Linked DNA regions of Homo sapiens: region 1 is linked to region 2. The links are chromatin loops, found by intact Hi-C in ENCODE. Cell type or tissue: CD14-positive monocyte. All regions are shown on one strand.

Region 1 (8,000 bases), 130 kb after region 2:
CATAATACCCAAATCACACATCGGTGGTCAAGTCCCAGTAAATTATACTATAAAGAAGTCATAGAATCTCCAAATAGTCCTTAAATATCTTTTACTACAGAGCTTCCAATCTGGTGTTCCCAGTGGTAGATGTGAACACATTGTGCTACTAATCCAGGTGTGTCAAGGTATTGATCCCCCAGCCCTATTTTGGCTGGGCAGAATCTGGGGTACCTCGAGCCCTCAGTCACTTTTCCCTAGCCATGAGCTACCTTATCTATCTCTTTAGACCAGTGAGCACTACTAAATAATATCATTTTCCATATGTGCCATAATAAGAAAAAAATTTGGAAAGTAGTGCTCAGATCTAAGACACTCATTTTATAGGCAAAACCTAACTTCATTTCTATTAAATACAGGCTGTATGAAGCTGAGGCAAGATTGCGTTCAATTTATCTTGTGTTCAACAGTCTTCAAGGTGATTTAGATCACTGCCTGGGAAAGCTAATGTAGTACAGCATGAGTGGTAAGTGACAAAACTCAGCAAGCTAAACTTGCATTGAAGGCACGTGGCTGGCTAAACGAGGAGAAGAAAATAGACATTTATCTGAATAATATCGATAGAAATTCCCATGTTGCTTCACTTATCTATGTTTTTAGTAAACATACCATTTAAATCTCAATTACCTTTGAGTTTGAGTTAACCTGATGTTTCATTTCTACTCTTAATTTTGACTTTGGACGTATGCAGAGTTATTATTTAAAAAATCAAGATATCCAGAAAGTAAAGGCAGCTAAGTAAGAATTATAGACTTAAAATCCAGGTTTCCAAGATAAACAAGCATTTACACCTCCTCTTAATTATTCCATAAAGATTTACTCAAGTTCAAAATGGAGAAAAGATACAGAGTGAAAGGCAACATGCAAATAAAAGTCTACAGGCTTGAAGGTATTAGAGTTCTAAATTCCCATTCCCCTTGCTAGTCTTCATAGGCAGTGAGTCGAGAAGGGACAGATTCTGTGTATAAAGCTGGGCCTTTACAGATCCGAACTTTACATTGTGCCAAATTTGAAGCCTGCCCAACTTCTGGCTCTTCGATTGCTTAATACATTAGTGGACTTGTTCCAGTTCCCAGTGGTCGGAGTTCCACATCACACAGTCCCTGTCCCATCTGGTGCTAATTGGCACCCTTGTTGGTAGTTTCCAAAAGCAGAACAGGAAAAATAAAAGGGACTATCTTTCTATCCTTAGAAGTTAGAAGCTTAGTACAGGCAGTCCTCAATTTAAAATGAGCTGTGTACTAAAATATTGTATGTAAATCAGCTGTTTAGAACCCAGAACAAATTTTTCCGATGAAACAAAGTCATGTTTGATGGTTACTTCCCCAGGTCAGCCCAGTTCACTAAAGCCTGTTGGACCCATAATGTACCCAATAAATAGTTTCCATCTTAATAGCATAGAACCATCATCAGTGAACCAAGAAGTAGGAAGAGGTGGTGAAAGCATCACTGCCTTTTGTAGTAGAAGGCCAGGCTGGTTCCTCACTAGTTGAATGATTTTAGAAAATTCTCAGAACCCTTTTTAGCTCTGAGTTTCTTTAACTGAATGGAGAAGGGCAGATTATAAAAGTTGCTTTTTGTCTTCACTGGGTTATTGTTGCAAGGCTCAGATAAGATAATGCCTATGAAATATCTTAAAAAACTACTTTCACCTTCTACTGAAAGAACAGAATCACAGATCCTCCCTCTGTTTCCTTCCTAAACCTTGTCAGCAAGAGGATCAGGGACTACTCAAAATCCAAATTCCATGTTGTGGTTCCCATTTTGGGAAAGTGGTTGGGAGGTTAGGAGGCAATGAAGCAGTAAGAAGAGAGACTACTGAGGGGTGGGATCAAAGGATGGCTCCTTTAGGACGGGAAGATCTTTTATTCTATATAAACCCTCAAAGACAATTTCTTGGTACAGGCTGCTCTTTATTATCTTTTTATTTTCTTCCTAGGACTCCAGGGATTGGCCTGTCATTTACACTGTCAACAGTTCTTGCTTCTGAACAGCATATCTTCCTTCCTAGTGTTATTGAAGACTCAACATCCTTTCTGAGGTTTCATAATGAATTTGATTACCTGATTATAAGAGAAGTGATATAGAAAGTCAAAAATCTCACCCCTGTATGTACATATGTACGTGTGTGTGTGTGTGTGTGTGTGTGTGTGTGTATATATATAAACATAGATGAAAAAGAAGACCATACATACATGTTAACTGTACACTTTTGTAATCTAAGGACAATCATGTTTTATTTACACCTGAAAGACGGAGCAGACTCAGGGAATTTAATCTCAGAATTCCTCTGGTGCTGGAGCTATGGAGAGAAGAATAGGCTTAAACCTCTGCATGAGGACTGGTGACAGAATAACGAGGTGTCACAGAGGCTGGTAAGCCTGGGGAACAAGGCATACTTCTGGAAGAAATGGGAAGGAGAGGTAGCCTGGGATGAGATGATTGCTCTTCCCTGCCGTCCTCACCTTCCTCCCCTTCCCACAAGGAAGGAACTACTGTCCACACCATTATGGCAGCATTTACTCCAACTGCAGCCCTTCACTGACTTCTGACCACTTTCTGTTCTGTCTTCATCTTAGTGATCCTCCTTCTGAGCTTCCCCTTGTCTTATCCTGCAAGCTCCTCCCACCACCCTGTACCCTCTTCCATGGTAATACCGAACAATCTTGTCTTTTCCTCTTTCTCCCTCTACATTCTTTTCAGCTACCAATAACCCCTCCCTCCTTTCCCCTTGCCTCATCCTCAGGCTTTTCCTATTAGCCTTCTGCCAGTTCATTTTGAGTTAACATTCATTACTCTATTAGAAACATGATGGTTAAAACATAATTACCAGCATCAGGGAGCTGACACATTTGTAGATGACATCAGCATGATACAAAGCAGGGAATGGAGAAGTGGAATCTAAGGACACAGAGAAGGGAAACACAAATCCAAAAAGTGTGGATTTTCAGATGGGGTGGGAAGAATCAAGGAGAACCTCATGGAGGTGGTGGCATCTAGTCTGGGCCTCAAAGGGTATATGAGAGTTCAGAGGAGACAACCTTTTAAGTAAAAGGAAGACACCTTAAGAAAATTTCTAACTTGATTATTACATGTGAAAAAGGACCAGAGACCTAGTAAGCCACTGCCACTTCCCAGGAATATGTCCATTATATTTTCACAGGATAAGTGAAAGCGAATCTTTTACTTTTCCTTTGTGGGGACTTCAGACTTCACGTGGAAAGCTCTGATAATATAGCAGAGAGGGTTGGAGTAGCAGAGACAGCTGGATCATGTAAAGGACATACTCATTTTTCTTTTCTCCTTCAATATACAGACACAGGCCCCTAGGAGAAACCCACTAAAGTGTAACTCTTGAGGAAAAATAGCAAATCGAGGGTGTACTCCAGCAACCAAAGCAGCCCTGCAGTCAAGGATACTGGCTCAGGCTAATAAATTCTCTGCTAACAACCCCCAGCGGCAAGGTTGCAATCATGTGGTTCTATTTAACGAAAATATAAACAGAGGCCATCCCATTCTAATTTAGAAGAAGAGAATAGTTAGAATCTGGGGTTCTCAGGGCAATGACTCAGACTTCTGAGCCATTAACTCAAGAGAGAGCCTGTGTTAACATGTACACATTGGGTTGTCTGTTTTGACTTGACTGGTCAAGGAAACAGGCAGGTTAGGTTAAAAAAAGAAAACAACATGCCGGACAGTCAAGAAACAGTGAAACAAATTGTTTGACAGATGATTATTATTTCTGTTTCGGGCTGTCACTTATGTCAAGTAAATCACACCAGTTAAAACAGATGAACTTCATGTTCAGTGTCCTCTGAATGGAGTTCTACCCATCCACCTCATTCACGTAGACACTCCAGGCTTCTCATGTGGCTCTTTCTCCTCTACTTACTTCCTCTTCTATTTTCGTTCCTCATTCTGGTTCTTGTTTTTGCTTGCGTGCCTCCGTTCTTCACTTCCCCCCTCAATGTTTGCTTCATCCATTCCTCAGAGAAAACAAAAAGTTGTGCAAACTTTTTCAGTTCTGAATCTAATTCTAATGGTGTTTCTAATTTTTAAGGCATTATTCCAGAAATCAATCCTGGCATTTACATTTCCAAATTAATAGAAATGTATATATAAACACATTCACATTCCAGGAAAGAGCATCTTAACCATTCTTGCACAAATTCACCACTTTGTTTTTATTTGTACAGAATGGCTGAAGATAAGTTATTTGCTAACACTTTCTAGAATCAAATGGTCAGGCTTATTGTTTCTCCTTAGGTCTCCCTGAGTCCTTATAGTGTCATGCAAAGATCCCTGGGCTGAAAGTCAGAAGATTTCTGTTCTTCTTCCTGTTCCACCACCAGTCAGTGCTTGGCTTTCTTTCTTCTGAGCCTCACTCTCATATTTGAACATCAGAGGGCTGGTCTACTTGAGTTCTATCATTGTAGCATCTTAGTATTGTGATTCTCTAAGGCTCCTTATATAACAGATAATCAACATGAGGCATAAAGACACTATTTCTGTACACATACCTAATGTTATTTTTGGCTTTGTTATAGACCTAATATTGAACACCAAAGCTAAAGGCTGTCTTTCCTACACTTGCATTGAGAAATGACTAATTGTATAGCCCAGATTTCTCAAGATCTCTCCTTCCTGCAGATATCTGTGAGGCATGCTAACATTAAAGACTCCAATGTCACTATTACATGTCCTCTTACGCTGACACAGGTCCCCTCAACCCCTGGAAGTTTTTACCCTACGGACAGTTTTTCCCTACATTCTCATATGGCCACAGATAAGTTGGAGCTTATGTTGTGGGACACAGCTGTTTCTAAGTTGGGGTTGTTGCTGCTCTACTGGGCATGGCTGGTACATTTCTGCTATTCCAGGCTTGACATTTGACTGGTTCAGCAGTCTCTCCGTGGCTGCTGCTAACGCTGTGTTGGGTTTAAAAGCCTGCTCCAGATGCTGCCTCTATTCCATTGTCAAGTATCTTGTCTCTGTGACTGATCCGTAAGGCATGGCATTTTCTCCTGACTGACCACCCTCAGGCAGTTGGCAAGGCATGGCAGACACAGTGCCAGCTCTGCCAGGCACCATGCTGTGACTTCAGGGCACCAAAGCTGTGTGATGATTTATACCCTATGGAAAAGTGGTCAGGGGAGACTTTTTCTTTCTGTTAAGTTCTGCTAGAGGGAATTCCAATGCAGAGTTGCTCATGTCACAAAGTAAAACCACTTCAGCATTTACTTAGAACTCTCTGCTTCCCATCATACTCAGACTAAGCTGAACTGGAGTTAAGGTAGGGATGAATCTCAGACTTGCTGTGTTCGGAATTATCTTCCTCATCCCATGACACAGACTTTTTTACTGAGTCAACCTAATCTTTCCTGGATCATTCCTCTCTCGGGACCAGTCCTCTTCCAGAAAATTTCTCAGTCTTTATGCAGACAAGATTCTGGGGGCTGACACTGCTTTTTTTGCCAGATGTCCCTAGACACATCTGAATCTCTTTTAGTCTCAAGCTGGAGCCTTTTTCACCATTGCACAAAAAGCTGGGTATAGTTCAAATTCCTGACTGTATATTCTGATTCCCCTGGGCATTTACACTCTGCCATCCCACACAGTTCCCCCTCCTGTGTGAGGGTCCTATTGCAATTCATTAGCGTGCTTTTTTTTTTTTTTTTTTTTTTTTTTTTGCTTTTTGTTTTGGAGACGGAGTCTTGCTCTGTCCCTCAGGCTGGAGTGCAGCGGCGCCATCTCAGCTGAATGCAACCTCTGCCTCCTGGGTTCAAGAGATTCTCCTGCCTCAGCCTCCCAAGTAGCTGGGATTACAGGTGCGTGCCACCACGCCTGGCTAATTTTTTGTATTTTTAGTAGAGACAGGGTTTCACCGTGTTAGCCAGGATGACCTTGATCTTCTGACCTCGTGATCCTCCCACCTCAGCCTCCCAAAGTGCTGGGATTACAGGCGTGAGCCACAGCGCCCGGCCTTCAGCGTGCTTTTTTTTTTAATGGTTTGCTATATTTACATCTGGTTTCTCCTTCTGAATGGTAAGCTTCTTAAAGATAGAATTTGTTTTCTTCTGTATGTCTTCTGTTGTGTCTTGCATAGTGCTATTCACATATTAAGATTTTGATTGGGACAGAGATATACAAGAATATCACTGGTGCTTTTGAAGCAGTAAATTAATTTAAAATTTAAAAAATCAGAATTCCAAAATGATAGAAAAATGTACCTCCTGGGGCCACAGTAATTCAATGAGTCCAGGGCAGTGGGACATGTCCTCTGCCGGATTCCCATGTAGCCAGATCCGATAGTGTTATTTTAAGTACAGAAAGAAGTTGGCTTTTTAAAGTACTTTTTTAATTATGGAAAGAAGTTCAGCTTTGAATGCCTGGGCTGTGTTTGGTTGTTTAATATATAGAATAACTCCCTAGGAAAAAAATCCTAGGGAGGTAAGTATGAAACAGTGGGAAGATTGTAATTATGCAGAACTTTGAAGGAACTGCAACATTTGGGTTAACTTAATGTTGTGGTTAATTGTAGGTTAGTCAGAAAATCATTATTTCAACACTTTTAAAATAATCCTTACAAAATGCCCTTAGCAAATTCCCATGTTGCAAGCATAGCTATATCTTTCTTTGTTGTCTGAGGATTTTTAGAGCCTTCATGTCAATATTGCAAACACAAACTTTCATTTAAGTGTTAGAGGGCAAGATGGTGCAGGGTATTGGTCTTTGCCTGAATTAACCATTTTATATTCCCTAGACATTGGCTTAGTTGAGTGTTTGATCTCAGGTTGATTTTTTATAATTGTCTCTTCTTTACTATCCCACTCTTTTTTTTATTATTATACTTTAAGTTTTAGGGTACATGTGCACATTGTGCAGGTTAGTTACATATGTATACATGTGCCATGCTGGTGCGCTGCACCCACTAACTCGTTATCTAGCATTAGGTATATCTCCCAATGCTATCCCTCCCCCCTCCCCCCACCCCACCACAGTCCCCAGAGTGTGATATTCCCCTTCCTGTGTCCATGTGATCTCATTGTTCAGTTCCCACCTATGAGTGAGAATATGCCGTGTTTGGTTTTTTGTTCTTGTGATAGTTTACTGAGAATGATGATTTCCAATTTCATCCATGTCCCTACAAAGGACACGAACTCATCATTTTTTATGGCTGCGTAGTATTCCATGGTGTATATGTGCCACATTTTCTTAATCCAGTCTATCATTGTTGGACATTTGGGTTGGTTCCAAGTTTTTGCTATTGTGAATAATGCCGCAATAAACATACGTGTGCATGTGTCTTTATAGCAGCATGATTTATAGTCCTTTGGGTATATACCCAGTAATAGGATGGCTGGGTCAAATGGTATTTCTAGTTCTAGATCCCTGAGGAATTGCCACACTGACTTCCACAATGGTTGAACTAGTTTACAGTCCCACCAACAGTGTAAAAGTGTTCCTATTTCTCCACATCCTCTCCAGCACCTGTTGTTTCCTGACTTTTTAATGATTGCCATTCTAACTGGTGTGAGATGGTATCTCATTGTGGTTTTGATTTGCATTTCTCTGATGGCCAGTGATGATGAGCATTTTTTCATGTGTTTCTTGGCTGCATAAATGTCTTCTTTTGAGAAGTGTCTGTTCATGTCCTTCACCCACTTTTTGATGGGGTTGTTTGTTTTTTTCTTGTAAATTTGTTTGAGTTCATTGTAGATTCTGGATATTAGCCCTTTGTCAGATGAGTAGGTTGCGAAAATTTTCTCCCATTTTGTAGGTTGCCTGTTCACTCTGATGGTAGTTTCTTTTGCTGTGCAGAAGCTCTTTAGTTTAATTAGATCCCATTTCTCAATTTTGGCTTTTGTTGCCATTGCTTTTGGTGTTTTGGACATGAAGTCCTTGCCCATGCCTATGTCCTGAATGGTAATGCCTAGGTTTTCTTCTAGGGTTTTTATGGT
Region 2 (8,000 bases):
TAATTATCCAGACGTATCCACAGAGAGAGGAACCAGATGAAATGCGGAAAGCACGGTTCACCTTCAAGAGAAAGAAGTAGGACTCTGGGGTTTTAAGCCGAGGCATGAAATGTACCGATTAATAGCGTCATTTTGTAACCACAGGTCTCAGGAGTTTTGGGAAGGTTAGTATGAGCTTGTCAGCATTGCTTATTAATAACAGTGAGATTGCTGCTTTGCACCTGATCTCAGTCAGACCTCAGAGGCTCAGCCACTGGGGCTGGTTATGCAGCAGGAATATATCCATGCGACCAGCAGGGTGTAAGAAGTCCAGGCCAGGACGGGCGCAGTGGCTCATGCCTGTAATCCCAGCACTTTGGGAGACCAAGGTGGGTGGATCACAAAGTCAAGAGATCGAGACCATCCTGGCCAACATGGTGAAATCCCATCTCTACTAAAAATACAAAACTTAGCTGGGCCTGGGGGCACGCGCCTGTAGTCCCAGCTACTCAGGAGGCTGAGGCAGGAGAATCACTTGAACCCAGGAGGCAGAGGTTGCAAGTGAGCCAAGATTGTGCCACTGCACTCCAGCCCAGGTGAGAGAGCAAGAATCCGTCTCAAAAAAAAAAAAAAAAAAAAAAGAAAAAAGTCCAGGCCAGACTCCATCTCAGGCTCACTGGTTCCAATGTGTTCCATCCATACCTCAGTGGCTCTTGATTTAGGGAAAAAAGCACATCCTGCTATTTAATTTGCAAAAATTAAATAACTACTTGATGTGTCTTTTGTGCAGATAATACCCACAAAATATTAATTTTTGCCCTTTTTCCCTTATAATTTTAACATACTTATTTTCTTTACTTGTCTCATGTTTTCTTTCAGAGATTCTAACTCTCTTTGCTAAATGGATATAGGAATAAATACTCTTAAAATACATTTTTTATTGTATTGATGTGGAAAATGTAGAAAAGCACAAAGGGATTTTTTTAAAACTCTGCAATATCATCCACCAGTCATAATCATTATTAAGATGTTTTCACAGATATTCCCAGCTTTTATTCTATAAATAAGACTCTCATGATTCACTTATCCCTCACTTGTCTAACTATTTTATACTTTTTGACGCACTAAGATTCTAAAATGAACCATAAAAGCTGGCACATATTTATAGTAATCAGTTTTCTTATTTAAGAGGATGAGATAGATGAGTGTAAATAATCTTGCTATACACAAAATTGTTTCTGCTACTCTGAAGACAAGATGTTCTTACATCTTGGTCTTTGAGCATATATGTAATTAAGTTTTGCATAAGGTTGCAGACTTTGTCTTTAATACAAAGGAAAACAACAGGTATAGCCTTCATATAAATTATCTCATTTAATCCATACCGTGATTTTATGAGTTTGGTATTGTTACCTTCATGTTACTGATGAGGGACCTGAGCCAGGAGAGGCAAAATATCTCAGTCAAAGTAGCCCAGCTGCTAAATGATTCTGCCTTTGAAAAATCGCCTGCCATTGACACCTTTGTCACCGTCACCTCCATCTCTGTCTGAGCCACCATGATCTTTTTTGACCTATTGCAAAATCTATTTAACTGCTACCTCTACCTTGGCCCCTGTATAGTGACCAAAGTGAGCCTTTCAAAAACATAAAGCAGATCATGTCATTCCTCTGCTTAAACCTTTCACTGGCATATCCCTCAGGGTAAAATCCAGAGCATTAGTAGGGCTTCTAAGATTCTATATAATCTATTCCCCACTCCCTCACTTTCCCAATCACTCTGGTCTCACCTCTCCCTCTTACTTCCTGAACTCAGTGCTGCCATTCTCCACACAGCTTGACATGTTCCTACCTCAGGGCCTTTACACCTGCTCTGTCTCCTTTGCCAGAAATCTATCACTTTATTCCCATCTCTGATTAAATGTCACTGCTCCTTCAAACCCTTGCCTGGCTACGCTATATAAAATAGCCCCTTTCCCAACTTTCTTTATCAATTACCCCGATTCATTGTTTTTCCAGTGGTATTTGTTACCACCTGGCTTTTATTTGTTTATTTCTTCATTTGTTTATTTTCTGTCTTCTCCTGCAAGAAGGTTACTATATGAGAGTGGGGACTTTGTTTTATTTGTTGTATTTCCAGGCCCAAAACAGAGCCTGGGCCCACTAAGGAAAATTTGTTAATGAATGACGGAAAGGAAGGAGCCAGATTTCCAGTTCACATCTTCACCCTAAGCCCAGGCTATTTCCTCTATGCATTCTGAATACCAGAGCCACCTGAAGGAAGGAACATACAGCGAAACACCGGTGATACTGTAATCCTTCCTTGCAACCCTCTTTGCTTGCCTTGCTGAGATTAGGAAGATTGGGATGAGTCAAAGCCAGAGTCCTTCCTCGGAAGATCACTCTAGCATTTGCTCTTCTCCACTGTCAGGAAAGAAGAGAAAGCATAGAGAAAATGGTACCTATAACAGTGAATTCACAAGAAAGAGGACACGAGACCATTTGATTGTACATAAGTAACCTGGACTTTGGATGAGAGGACCCTGGCTCTGCTGTGTGACTTGGAAAAACTTTTTAAAAACCTTTCTGAGGTTGTTTTTATCATTTTTAAAATGAAATTAATGATCCTTCCTTTGGTCATGAAAGAGTCAGGTTCTCTAAAAAGCCAAAGGACCTGTTTCCTCACAAAGTGTCAGAGAGATTTTTGAAAGAGCTAGATACTGCATCTCTGGGATTAAAGTGTCAGAGAGATTTTTGAAAGAGCTAGATACTGTATCTCTGGGATTAAAGTGACAAAGCATGGCCTTTAAGAGATCAGAAGTAAAAGATATTTTAGCACAGTGGATTGTCAGTCTGCATTAGCAGGTGGTGGAAGAGCTTTCGGCAGACATGCCCCTATAACTTCAGTTAGTGGCAGCACCATTGGCACAGGTACACCCCCAGGGAGCTGGCCCTGGTAACAAGGTGGCAGCAAGGGGAATTCACATTTAGAGGCAATGAAGGTAGCTGTCGCCACCATCATAAACTTCTCCTCCTACTCCTCCCTTACTCTTCCTCATCATTCTCCTTTCTCCCTCTTCTCCCCTCCTCCTCTCCCTTTTTCATCCTCCTCATCCTTCTTCATCTAGCTGTGATACTTTTTGTCCTGGATTTAGGTTGTACTGGTGAGGATAGAGACAGCAAATCAATAATAATATTTTAAATAAAGTTTTAAGCACATATACAACAAACGCTGCATTTGATACATACATTGTCTCATTTCATCATTATTTAATCTCCCTTAAGGTAGGTATAGTAACTCTGCAATGGAGTTGAGAGAAATGAGGCATAGGAGGGAGAATGACTTGCTTAAGGTCTCACAATTCATAAGTGATGGCAGGAGGATTTGAACTTCTCTTGGAGGTTCAAATTTGAACCTGGAGTCTCTTTGACTCCAGGACACTTGTTCTAAAGTCACTCAGATTCAAAAGGTAGAATCAGATGCCTTAGTGATTGGATGTGTCAGGGACAGGGGACTGTGAGGAGGAGAAGGGGTCTAAAATACTTCCTAGTTTTCTGATTTGGGTGGCCTGTTGAAATGTTAATGGTGCTTTACCCAGGGTAGGGACACTCTGACTCCTAGAAATAGTTCCAGCCTCTAATTAGTGTCGAGATCATTTTTTAGGTTAAAAATGAGCTTTGGGCTAGAGTTACAGGAATTCTTATTTCAATCTTTCACTTGGTTTTGCCTATAATAGACTGGCTAAACTGTAAGAGGCCTCCTCTTAATTTTAAACTGTCTTGAACTCAAAATAGGCAAAGTATTAAGCTAATGAAAGAGCAGTGTTCTTGTTACCTTTATGTTCATGCCCCCAGAGTCTTTTTCCCAATGGGCACCAGGTATCATGTTATGGCCGTGAAAGCTTTCAGGCAGTGGTTACAGAAAGTCTTGAAAAGTAGAAAAGTCAAGCATGCTGGAGGAGCCCTGGCCTATTAAAGAGAGAGAGAGGTCTGGTTCTGATTACTGATAATTATAGATAAGCTGGAGCCGACAGCCATTTTCTGACCACAAACTCAAATCAATCAATTAAAAACTGCATGTAGCTGCACCACGGCTAATCAGTCCCAGGCACTTCAGGATGATCCATTAAGTCCTACCTCTACCGTGTCATGGTTGCTGTGTTCCATCTGCTACTCTGACAGTGGATCAAATGCACACCTCATTTTATACTTCTGGCTAATCAAGAATGCTGTTCACAGTGTTAGTCTTCCTTCTACTTCCTGAAATTGCCAGCCTTGTACAAGAAGCTTGATGATTGAGTCATTATTTCCCTTTCTGGACCCAGACATGCAATACTAAGAAAAATAATTACTAGCAAGAAGAAGCAATCATCTTTGAAATATTTTGCTCATTCTGTTGCTCTCCCAGGAAAACAGATGGTGGGGGCTTCTGGAGGTGGGTGGTTGCAACACTGAGATACAGAAGCTATTCTGTAGAAGCAGCAGTTGAATGTGTGTTGGCTAAGTAGTCTCCGAAAGATATTTGGGGAAATGTGATCTACTTTCAAACTGAGATATGTGGAAGAGGGATAGTGACTTTTGGTTCCTCCATATGTGTGGATTCTCAAGGAAGCAGATTTCGACACAATCTAATGAAGAAATCTTTTCTTCTGAGGCTGCAAACTGGTAGCTCATGAGCTAAAGCCTGCTAACAGATGTGGCTTGTTGGTCTCACAGAGTGTTTAAAACAAATTTTGAATTAGTTACTAACATTTAAAAGGCAAGAAATTGAACATTTTTTATTTCTGACTTTATTTATTTATTTATTTATTTTGAAAAACTGGAAGATCCAGTGAAACTGAGCTCAGACTTCCTCCAGCCTGCAGGCTGTTTCCTTTGGACAGCACATGTGCTTTCCAGCTCACCACATTCCCTCCAACTTTCTTTGGAGGACCTGCATCAGCCTCCTTCACTCATTTATGTTACTTTCTGGCTCTTCTAGCTTTTCTGAGTTTGTAGCTCTTACTAAATACTGAAGCACCTTATGTAGTTAGTGATGAGCTTTTCAAGTGTTTAGACAGGCTGGAAGAACATTTGCTGGACAAAGAGTGGACAGTATATCCTTGGACTCCAGAAACTCGGCCCCTTCTGAACTCCAATCTTTAGAGGACCCTTCTTGGACTTTCCTCCAGCTGTGCCCCACCCTTGGGAAGAGTAGGCCATGGGGTCAAAGGGACAAGTCCTTTCAGAATCTATTCACTTTTGACATTCACTGCTCACTCCAGACACTTATCTTTCAGATTCTCCCCATGTTTGTCTTGCTGAAGATGGACTGTGCTGCTGGTGTATACGTACCCCTAAGTGTGATGAGTGGGCAAGAGGAGACAGTTAGGTAGGCAAGATATATTTGGTGCTTAGATATGTGGGTTGTTGAGTCCATAGACATGCATGGGAGACCCTTTGTGATACAGGACAGAATTCAGGGCAGGAAAAGAAGGTGGGCTGGGGGCCTCTGTTAGAACCCTGGGAAGGGCCTTTAACTCCTTTCCAGGGCTTATCCTGAGCTCATATTTTTAAATACTATGTCTCTAATATTCTCTTATTTCCAGTAATGGCACAAATCCTGTGCTTTGCAAAACATTAAGTAGAGGGTGGGTGGACTCAAGAGAAACAGGTACACGCCACTCTAAAATATGATAGACTATAAAGAAAGGCCAAAACAACACATAGATAACCATATGTCAAAAGAGTGCTTGGGGAGAACACTGGATTTCAGCAAAGAAGTGATAAAGACCCTCTGATGCACAAAGACTCAGGATGATAGCACAGAGAGGGAAGAAAAGCACCCAGCTAGAATTGGCTAGGAGTCAGGAGGGGCTCCCCATTGCAAGGAAAATATAAGCAGGATATCTCCAGCAGTTCACATTCCCACCATGGACTCCTGCAATCCTAGCCACAGGAGAGCCCCACAGCCCTTGCGGGACCTGAGCTCAGTATAGGGAGCTGCTTGGAGTTCACATGATTGCAGTGTTCCAGAGAGGGAATTCATTCTGGGTTCTCCTCCCTGCCCCCTGGGCAGCACCATTCTGTCACCATTTTGAGAATGGAGTAACCACCAGAGTGCATCCTGCCCTAAGGCCCAATAGCTCCTGCATCTCCATATCTCTTGTGCGCCACTGACGTGCTGTCACATCCATCTAGAGGGCTGTGATGTCACAACATAGGCTGAACCCAGCTGTGCAGCCATGACCTTGTTTACTTGAGTGCACACAACACATTATTTCCTGAAGCACAGGCAGTTCAGCTTAGCAAGAATGCTGCCCCAGGACAGAGGGAGCCAACAGGCATGCTCCCCAGGGCCTGTGGACTACAGCTGCCACCACTAGTGACCTCATTTGCTCTAGCAGCAGAGCTAGCACCCTCCTAGGAGCCAAAGAATTGGCCTTCCCAGGCCCACTGACGCTGCTGTCAGTGACGTTTTTTCATCCAGAACAAAGCTTCTGCATGTCTGCACATGCCCCTAAGTGGCCTGAAGACAGCCTTGCCCAGGATCTGCTGCTGTTGCTGGTGACCCCTCCCCTCCAGTGGTGAAGCAGCCATGCATGGGCATGCTCTGAGGGGCCCAAGGACTGGCCCACCCAGTGCTCTGATTCCCAGCAAAGTCTCACCCCCAACCTCCACAATCAACCACACCCTAGGCCGTTGAGGCAGTCACAGACACCACTGACATTGATTATAGCTGAAGAAACCATAAGGAGGCCATACTACTGAATCAATCAAGAACCAAAGCCAAAGCATCCCACCCAACCAACACTATAGGACATGCCAACAGAAATAGCTTTCATATCTTTTGCTATGAAAGCTTCTCCATAAAATTGGAAGAAGCTACTGATCCACCAGATATACAGATATTGACATATAGACACAAGAAATATGAAAAAACAAGGAAACACAACACCTTCAAAGGAACATATGAATTCTCCAGTGACAGATCCCAAAGCAAAGGAAATCTATGAAATGCCAGAAAAGGAATTTAAAATAATGTTCTTAAGGAAACTGAATAAGATACAAGAGAACAGAGATAGTCAATTTAATGAAATCAGAAAAACAATTCATGATTTGAATGAGAAATTCCACAAAGAGGTAAATATCATTAAAAAACAACCAAACAGAACTCTTGTAACTAAATAATTCAATGAGTAAAATAAAAATACAATTAAGAGCTTCAACAACAGACTAGATCAAGCAGAAGAAACAGTGTCTGAACCTGAAGACATGTCTTTTAAGATAGCCCAGTCAGATGGAAAAAAAAAAAGAAGTAGGGGGAGAGGGGAAAGAAAAAGAATGAAGAAAGCCTATGGTACATATAGAACACTGTTAACAACACTAAGCAAATGAATATTCACGTTATGGGAATTTCAGAAGGAGAAGAGATAAGAAAAGGCACAGGAAACATATTTGAAACTGATAAATTTAGCAAAATCGCAGGATGCAAAATCAGTACAAAAAATCAGTAGTATTTCTATACACCAATACAAACTAGTTGAAAAATAAGGAAAGCAACTCCAATTACAATAGCTACAAAAATACCTAGAAATAAATTTAACCAAAAAGGTGAACGATATCTACTATGAAAACTAGAAAACATTGATGAAAAAAATTGAAGAGGATACAAACAAATGAAAAGACATCCCATGTTCATGAATTGTTAAAATGACCATACGACTCAAAGAGATGTATATATTCAATGCAATCCCTATCAAAATACCAATTACGTTCTTCACAGAAATAGAAAAAGCAATTGTAAAATTTGTATGGAGCTACAAAACACCCTGAGTAGCCAAAGCAATCCTGAGCAAAAAGAACAAAACCGAAGGCATTACACTACTAACTTCAGAATATACTATAAAGCTATAGTAATCAAGACCGCAAGATATTGGTATAAAAACAGACACATAGACCAACGGAACAGAATAGAGACATCAGAAATAAATCCATGTATTTATAGCCAACCAAGTTTTGACAAAGGTGCCACAAACACAT

The links. Hi-C counts contacts between places; a loop is a spot of excess contacts. Peaks named below come from ENCODE experiments on the same cell type or tissue, not always from the same donor. Only the 100,000 strongest peaks of a DNase experiment are listed, where the experiment ranks them.
Region 1: it touches region 2 in a loop (5-fold over the local background); 1 of 110 quality-filtered maps calls a loop at or near these places.

The regions. Positions count from the first base shown.
Region 1 is chr1:219,456,942-219,464,941 of GRCh38, reverse strand. All of the region lies in intron 2 of LYPLAL1-AS1 (LYPLAL1 antisense RNA 1), which reads left to right. Among named protein-coding and RNA genes, the nearest start is that of LYPLAL1-AS1, 96 kb to the left of the region's middle. RefSeq lists an enhancer at 3,694-3,783. In CD14-positive monocyte, no CTCF peak of the experiment used is centred here; DNase peaks (open chromatin) are centred at 3,621, 3,951, 4,371, 4,691 and 2 weaker places; H3K4me3 peaks cover 2,728 bases; H3K27ac peaks cover 5,903 bases.
Region 2 is chr1:219,584,470-219,592,469 of GRCh38, reverse strand. No RefSeq gene overlaps it. Among named protein-coding and RNA genes, the nearest start is that of ZC3H11B, 25 kb to the left of the region's middle. In CD14-positive monocyte, no CTCF peak of the experiment used is centred here; DNase peaks (open chromatin) are centred at 4,289 and 4,489; H3K4me3 peaks cover 2,809 bases; H3K27ac peaks cover 4,634 bases.